Linked DNA regions of Homo sapiens: region 1 is linked to region 2. A link is a contact called in ENCODE Hi-C or POLR2A ChIA-PET data. All regions are on one chromosome and are shown on one strand. The core of a region is the stretch at or near the end of the contact, and the rest is flanking DNA. Distances in the headings are between cores, read along the strand shown.

What was found. A loop is a pair of places that touch in the nucleus more often than their neighbours do. ChIA-PET counts read pairs that join two places held with the same protein, here RNA polymerase II (POLR2A). Pooled maps may share reads with other maps.
Region 1: a loop to region 2 is called in a pooled map, with 3 times the contacts of the local background. The contact joins the enhancer-like site here to the promoter of STX8 in region 2. A Hi-C loop is called at or near these places in 3 of 50 pooled maps. POLR2A ChIA-PET finds 5 or more read pairs at or near these places in 2 of 52 experiments (GM12878 and H1).

The regions. Positions count from the first base shown.
Region 1 is chr17:9,453,946-9,458,090 of GRCh38, reverse strand. The region is part of intron 6 of STX8 (syntaxin 8); the gene reads left to right. Among named protein-coding and RNA genes, the nearest start is that of STX8, 120 kb to the left of the region's middle. Within about 2 kb of position 1,628, at least 3 of the 41 ENCODE cell types and tissues checked have a DNase peak (open chromatin) inside an H3K27ac peak, as active enhancers do.
Region 2 is chr17:9,573,285-9,577,378 of GRCh38, reverse strand. It overlaps STX8 (syntaxin 8), which reads left to right and starts at 1,559. Exons shown (of 8, transcript NM_004853.3): 1 at 1,559-1,587. The coding sequence starts at 1,571. It overlaps CFAP52 (cilia and flagella associated protein 52), which reads right to left and starts at 737. Exons shown (of 14, transcript NM_145054.5): 1 at 614-737. The coding sequence starts at 683. RefSeq lists enhancers at 475-604, 1,397-1,576.

The DNA of each region.
Region 1 (4,145 bases), core at 379-2,878, 120 kb after region 2:
ACATAGTAAAATTCAAACGAGCCTTGGTTTTCTTAGCAAGATTGGTTTAAGTACTGGACCTTTAGTTATAAGTATTCTGTAAATAGTAACTTTCTGCCCTTCTTGGTATTTGCTACATTATAGTGAATATGATGGCTGACTCTCCAACATCCATTCCAAATTCTTATCCTATGCCAATCACAGTGAACCTATTCTCCTTGTCAAAAATTGGATTGATAATGGGCAGGTAACCCGTTTCAGCCAATTAAACATGAAGGAAAATCTGCTCTAGGGCCTCTGGCTAAAGTTTTCTTCCTAGAAAGAAAGAGACCAGAAAGAGGTGTCTCACCTTTTTTATTCCTCTACAAAGTATGTCTGGATGTGGCATCTGAAACTTCTCTAATTAGTACCTTATGATCATGAGAACAGCCAGCCTGAGGGCAAAGCCCTCATTGAGGCTGGAAGAGCACAGAGATTATGGTAGGCAGAATTATAGCCCCCACTAGAGATATCCATGTCCTAGGCTCTGTAATCTGAAGATGTGTTACTTTACGTGGCCAGAGACTTTGCAGATGTGCTAAGGAAGGGTATGGCCTTGAGATGGAGAGAGAGTTTTGGATTCTCTGATGGGCCCAGTGTAACCACCAGAGTTCTTAAATGTGGAAGAGGGAGCAAGAGAGTCAGTGTTAGAGTGATGTGATGTGAGAGACTCGAGCAGTCATTGCTGGCTTAGAAGATAGAAGGGGCCACAAGCCAAGGAGTGTGGGCAGCCCCTAGAAGCTGGAAAGGCAAGGAAATGGATTCTCCTGGAGCCTCCAGAAAGGAAGACAGCCTTTCTGACACGTTGATTTTAACCCACGGAGACCTACGTCAGACATCTGACCTCTGGACCTATAAGATGATAACTTTGTATTGTTTTAAGGCACTAGGTGTGTGGGAATTGGTTATAGCAGCAGTAGGAAACTAGTAACGAGATGGAAAGAATGATGGCTGCTTGATGACTTTGCAGAACCTCAGCATTAGCCAACTCTAGAGCAACCCTGCATTTCTTACCATGAGAGACACATTTCTGTGATGTTTAATCCAGTTCGAGTCTCATTTTCTGCTACTTGCAGCCACAGCTGTCCTAAGCAAGATGCATACGTACTTAGCAGAGTTCTGTGTCTAAGGCGGACTCTAAATGAGTGTTTGCTGAATAGTGAAAAAATGCAGGAGAAAAAAACCCCAGAATCCACATCTAAAGAAGCAGGGCTGTTTTCCGATTCATAGTAAGTGTAATAACTTAGAACTTTTTTTTTGTTTTTTAAAAATAAAAGACACAAAAGATGTTTGGAAAGATGGATAAATTATTTGAATGCTGAGATGGCCTAGAACTTCAGCAGGTGCACTTTCAAATTGCCAGATTCATTTCCTATAGTGACCTCCAGGCATTCAGAGTCTCTTTTCTGAAATAACATTTCAGCAGATTCTGTGAACATGCCAAGAAGTGATTATTTTTACAAATCCAGATGATTTCCTAATTTAGGATGGCTCAAGCAGAGGAAGAAATGAAGGGAAACATAGACTCTTTTTCCATCTCCACAGAGTGGGAACAGCCCTGGTACTGGCTTGAAGCAAATGTTGCTGACAACTATGAAAGTGGTTATCACCGGACAGCTGTTCAGTGGCCTCAGTGAACTCAGCTGGAGGCCCAGCCCAGTTTCAGATCAGAGAGGCCAAAGATCAAATGGTGTTTCATTTGGTTTCCATGCCTTTTCTTCACTGCCTCTGGGTTTCAAATTAGTTTTTGTAATTTCTGTTCCAAAGACTGTCCTGAGACCCACAAGACTCGCTTCATCTGCCACCCCCCAAATACACTTGCTTAGCCTCACTTCCTCCCTCTCCTCCCTTTCACCAGCAAATGGGTTTTTTTAAAAAGTAATTCATTTCCGTGGGAAAATAGGAATTCTCTTATCATGACACCCAGCCCCTACCCATCTAGTGAGGGCCTTCTCTGAGGGTGGCGTATTTAAAAGCTTAACAGCCCTGATAGTTAGGATTCCTCCCAGGATCTGAATCCTGGGTGAAACACAGTTGGATCGTCAGGTTAGGGAGGGAGGGTGTGCTGGGAGAGTAAATTGTGCCCCCAGATCCCAGATGAGGATGAGCTGTACACTGCAGATGGGTTTGTTGATATGCCTTTGCATATGAGAAATGGTCAGAATCCTAATTAGACTTATTGGTTGCGTACCTCCCCCTTATAGTAGCAAGTTGTAAAGTTTTAGAAATAATTTTCAGAGACTCTTGGCTGGAAGACTGTTACAGAGTTAGCCCACTTTGTGAATAATATTGTATGTACTGTCTGCAGAGGACATTGACTGTTGCTGAAGTGTCTGTATTCCTGTCCATATTTTAAGTTTCTCCTTTTCTTCCCTTCCTGATACCATAGTCAAAATCTTACTGTTTTTATTCAGTTTTTTAAAAATTCTTATTGCATTGTAATATTTTCATTTGTGCTTTTTTTTACACCAAGATACCAAAATATTTTCCTTGCTGTGCCTTTTCTTGTAGCCACCAAAGCCTTCACTATTTTTCTTTTATTTTGTTTTGTTTTTATTTATTGATTGATTTTTGAGACAGAGTCTCGCTCTGTCGCCCAGGCTGGAGTGCAGTGGCGTGATCTCGGCTCACTGCAACCTCCGCCTCCTGGGTTCAAGCGATTTTCCTGCCTCAGTGTCCCGAGTAGCTGGGATTACAGGCGCGTGCCACCATGCCTGGCTAATTTTTTTGTATTTTTAGTAGAGACGGGGTTTCACCGTGTTAGGCAGGATGGTTTCAATCTCCTGACCTCATGATCCGCCCACCTCGGCCTCCCAAATTGCTAGGATTACAGGCGTGAGCCACCGCACCCAGCCTTGTTTTGTTTTTTAAGAGACAGGGTCTTGCTCTGTCACCCAGGCTGGAGTGCAATGGTGTCATCATGGCTTACTGCAACCTCAAGCAATCCTCCCACCTGAGCCTTCCAAGTAGTTGGGACTACAAGTGCACACCACCACACCTGGCTAATTTTTTAATTTTTTGTAGAGACGGGGTTTTGCTGTCTTGCCCAGGCTGGTCTCAAACTCCTGACCTCAAGTGATGCTCCCGCCTTGACCTTCCAAAGCGCTGGGATTACAGGCATGAGCCACTGTGCCCACTTTAAACTGTTTAATCTACTGTTGTAAAAACATTGTACCTGAATATATTCCTGAGTGTAAGATAATTTTTTTTGTCTCCAAAGAGGATGATCCATCCTCTGCCCCCTAGAACAGTTTCTTTCCCAAATCAATAGTTCCCCCTTATATGTGGTTTCGCTTTCTGTGGTTTCAGTTACCCATGGTCTGCTGCAGTCCCAATATATTAAATGGAAAATAGCAGGAAAAACAATTCATAAGTTTTTTTGTTTTTTTTTTTTTGAGACAGTCTCGCTCTGTCGCCCAGGCTGGAGTGCAGTGGCGCGATCTTGGCTCACTGCAAGCTCCGCCTCCCGGGTTTGCGCCATTCTCCTGCCTCAGCCTCCCGAGTAGCTGGGACTATAGGCGCCTGCCACCAGGCCTGGCTAATTTTTTGTATTTTTTTAGTAGAGATGGGGTTTCACTGTGTTAGCCAGGATGGTCTCGATCTCCTGACCTCGTGATCTGCCCGCCTCGGCCTCCCAGAGTGCTGGGATTACAGGCGTGAGCCACCGCGCCCGGCCAGCCCGGCCCATAAGTTTTAAATTATGCCCTGTTCTAAGTAGCATGATGAAATCTCATGCCATCCTGCTCTGTTCCACCTGGGACACGAATCATCCCTGTGTCCAGCATCTCCATGCCATACGTGCTCCCGGCCTACGAGTCATTTGGTAGCCCTCTTGGTTATCAGATTGAGAAAGGGTTTGGTACTATCTGAGGTTTCAGGCATCCACTGGGGACCTTAGAATGTATCCCTGAGGACAAGCGGGGACTACTGTGTATACTTTTAGGACTATAGCTGAAATAATCAAATATGATATTCAATTTATTTAATGATGTATATATAATGTAGAAAACATATTTAGAATATAGTCATTCCACTTTAACTTTATGACATAGTTTCTTATAAACGCTTCCTTTGCACCAGTGTCTGAAGCCATGTGAGAGCGGTTTCCCAGAGCCTCGCCTTCCCTC
Region 2 (4,094 bases), core at 310-2,809:
GTCCCTTTTTCTCTCCGCTTTAGCTCCCCCTGGCGTCCCCTTCCCCTTCTGTCCTGGTCTGAAATCCTCATCATTTAGAAACCTTCCTTAGGATTAGAGGACCAACAACATCCCCTCAGGGGGTTGCTCAAACACACGTTCCCTCCCAGCCCTTTCTCACTGGTACGCCAGTTGGGATTTTAGCAGATTTCCTAGCTGGTCCCAGGGGCCGACACAGACAGCATCCTTCTGTGTGGTTACGAAGGAGCCTAGGGCTTTGCGAGCGGCGTGGGGTTCAGAGCCAGGAAGGGCTGACCTAGTGGGAGAAGGGTTACAACCACCCGTACTCATCCGGCCCGCCTGGGGAAGAGGCATTTGGTCCCTTTTAGGTGCTGGCGCTTGTCCGAGCTGGTAAAAACCATCTCACTCCCTGAGGCTTGGATCGAGGAAGTGACTCTCCAAGGCCTTGGGGCAGGTCAGGCTGTGCGGGTCCTCCTGTGCGTGTCCCTGGCCAGGGCTCCTGCCGTTGTCCCACACTGCCTTTCAGGTGTCCCCGGTGTCTCACTATTCCTGTTTGCACTACACGTCCTCCGAATTCCTAAACCAGCCAGCCCAAAGATGCTGGAGGCCTCACCATTGAAGCCGATCACGGCGTCAAGTTCCAGCTCCGCCACTTGGGCCTCCGGCGAAATTTTGTTATCCATCCTTGGGAGGTTCTGATTACTTTGCTCTCCTCCCTAGTGGCTGCAGCGTCTTCTGGTCGTTATGGTAACGGACGAGCGCATGCGCTCCAGCTCCACGCCCGCGCAGAAACCCAGCCTGCCGAGTTCGAGTTCATTAGCATTCTTGGAAATGAAGGGGTATGGGGACTGGAAGAGAGATGGGGTGGGACTCCTCTTCTTTTTTTTTGTGCTATTTCTCTGGAAATTTAGGGGATGGCACTAACTGCGCAGAACTAATTCCTCCATCCCCTTGTGTAGAGTCTGTGACTTCTTAGTAACTCTAAAATCAAGCACCGAATGAATGGCATTTAAAAAATATGTAATCAGGCGTACAGGACTGATAGGAAGGCTGCTATAAAAAATATATATAATTGATACTTCTTTGGGCCCCTGTTTGGAGCAGTGTGAAAAAAATTTTAAAGATTTTTTAAAAAGCGTTGAGGTATAATTTACATATCATAAAGTTAACTTAAAGTAGGTTGTAGTGAGTTTACGCAGCGTGCAAGTCTCACCGCAATCTAGTGTTTTGTTTATTGTTTTGTTTTTGAAGCAGGATAAATTTTTAAGTAACTGCTACAGAGAGGTCTTGCAGCGCTCCCACCTTCCTGGGAAAATGCTTTGTTTCTATTTAACAATTTTAACTGAGCTTAGCAGTTCGCGTCTCTTGGTGGGAGTAGATTGCTCCAGTGTACTGTCCGCAGGGGAGCGCTTTGCTTTCTCTGATTATAGTTCTGAGGCCCTAGCTACTCACTTTGCAAACTCCAGGCTCCGGTCGCGCACGGGACGAACTGCGGGGAGTGAGCCGCGCGGGCCGCCGTAGTCAGCTGCTAAGAGCAGGAAGAGTCCGAGCGGCGGGCGGAGTCTGCAGGATGGCACCGGACCCCTGGTGAGTCCCGGGTGAGGGCGGCGGTGCGTGGAGGGACCTTCGGGGAGGCCGGGCTTCCGGAGAGCAGGCAATCACTTCGCATTGCCGCTGGTGGCCTTTCGGGATGAGGGGAGGGGCAGCGAGACCTTTCCTTTACTGAGGGGGCTCAGCCACATCCCGCCACACTTGGTCCTTGCAAGGGTGGCCCGGGAAGGAGACCAGGTGGTCCGCTGGAGAGCTGAGGACTTACGCCAAATCTCTGAATATTCCTTTAGCTTTTCTGGGCTGCATCTCGTTGCGGGGATTTCCCGCCCATCCTGGTTTTGGAGCTAGCTGGCTGGTGCAGGCTTCCCTGGACTCCTATAAAAGTGAAGTCGAAATAACGTTTTTGTAGCATGTCAGTCCATCCCGGTAAACCCCCTTATTTCACAGGTGGAGAAACCGAGGTTCAGAATCCATGGCCACCAGCCAGTTAGTAACCAGCTGGGGCTAAGACCTAGATCTTGGGGGCCCTTCCAGATACAGGAACCTGGGAGGGAAATTGTGCACTTGTTTATAAGGCATTTTGCACTTTCTTGAGTTAATATCATGAAGTCTTTTCCTTTAGCAGTAGCTTCTGCAGTAAAACAATAGCTGATAAGGGTGATTTATTTAGCAGTTAATCCCAAGGACTGCATGATGAAAGATGCAACTTTTGATCCCAAGGAACATATTGTTTGATCCCAAGGAACGTATTGTTATTGAACATAGACTTGACCTTTCTGCTTAATAATTAAAAACATATTACAGCTCTATAACGTTCTTGTTGGAATATGTGTCTTATGTTGTTATTTCTAATATAGTTTATAATTGTTTAAGTTGCCCACATCCTGGATATTAGAAGAATGGATTCCAAGAACAAAGTTGAGTTACCTGGAATCTAGGTTATTTGGGCCAATTATTTAATTTAGCATTTACTTTTTTAAACCTAATTTTAGGCCGGACGCGGTGGTGGCTCACGCCTGTAATCCCAGTACTTTGGGAGGCCGAGGCAGGCAGATCACCTGAGGTCGGGAGGTCGAGACCAGCCTGACCAACATGGAGAAACCCCGTCTCTACTAAAAATACAAAATTAGCCGGGCATGGTAGTACATGCCTGTAATCCCAGCTACTCGGGAGACTGAGGCAGGAGAATCGCTTGAACCCGGGAGGTGTAGGTTGTGGTGAGCTGAGATCGTGCCATTGCACTCCAGCCTGGGCAACACGAGCGAAACTCCGTCTCAAAAAAAAATAAAAAACCCCAAAATCCCTAATTTTAACAGTTATATACACCCCTTGATAGAGAATATTCAATTTAGAGAATATTGAAAATTTGCAAAAAGGAAAATAAATAGCATCTTTAACTCTATAATTTGGAAATAGCCATTAATGATTTTTTTACAATGAATTTGTTATTTTAATCTATATTTTTATATATATATATAATATAAACAGCATTTCTCTATGTCATTGGACATTCTTTGAAAGCATAACTTTCTTTTCTTCTTTTTTTTTTTTTTGAGACGGAGTCTTGCTCTGTCTGTCACCCAGGCTGGAGTGCAATGGCGCGATCATGGCTCACTGCAACCTCCACCTCCTGGGCTTAAGCAACTCTCCTGCCTCAGCCTCTGGAGTAGCTGGGACTACAGGCGCACGCAGCCACGCCCAGCTAATTTTTTGTATTTTAGTAGAGACAGGGTTTTACCGTGTTGCCTAGGCTGATCTTGAACTCCTGAGCTCAGGCAATCTGCCCGCCTTGGCCTCCCAAAGTGCTGGGATTACAGGTGTGAGCCACCGCACCTGGCCTCATAATTGTCTTATGTTGCAAAATAATGCATCACATGAATGACCATAATTTATTTTTCTCCTATTAGTTTTTTGTTTTTCTGATGTTTTGTTTTGTTTTATCATTGCAAAGGGAGTCCCTTTGTTCTATCTCTTATTTCCTTGGGCTCCCTGTCTAGAAGTAGGAATTAGAACTGTTGAAAGTGAAGCATTTATACTTTTTTTGTTATTCTCAATCAGTTTGACTAAGTGGCTTTCTCATTAGACTGTTGAAAGTGAAATAGAACTGTTGGGCTCAAGGGTATAAACATTTTTAAGGCCCTTGATACTGTGAACCCCAAAGTATCTGAGACAGGTCTCAGTCAATTTAGAAAGTTTATTTTGCCAAGGTTAAGAATGCACCCATGACACAGCCTCAGGAGGTTCTGAAGACCTGTGCCCAAGGTGGTTGGGGAACAGCTTGCTTTTATACAATTTAGGGAGAATAATACATGAATTAATACATGTAAGATTTATGATGGCTCAATCCAGAAGGGAGGGACACCTCGAAGGGCGTGGGGGGCTTCCAGGTCATAAGTAGATTGAAAAATTTTCTGATTGGCAATTGGTTGAGTTATTATCAATAGAAACGAATGTCTGGGTTATGATAAGGGGTAGTGGAGACCAAGATTTTATTATGCAAATGAAGCCTCTGGGTAGCAGGCTTTAGAGAGAATACATTGTAA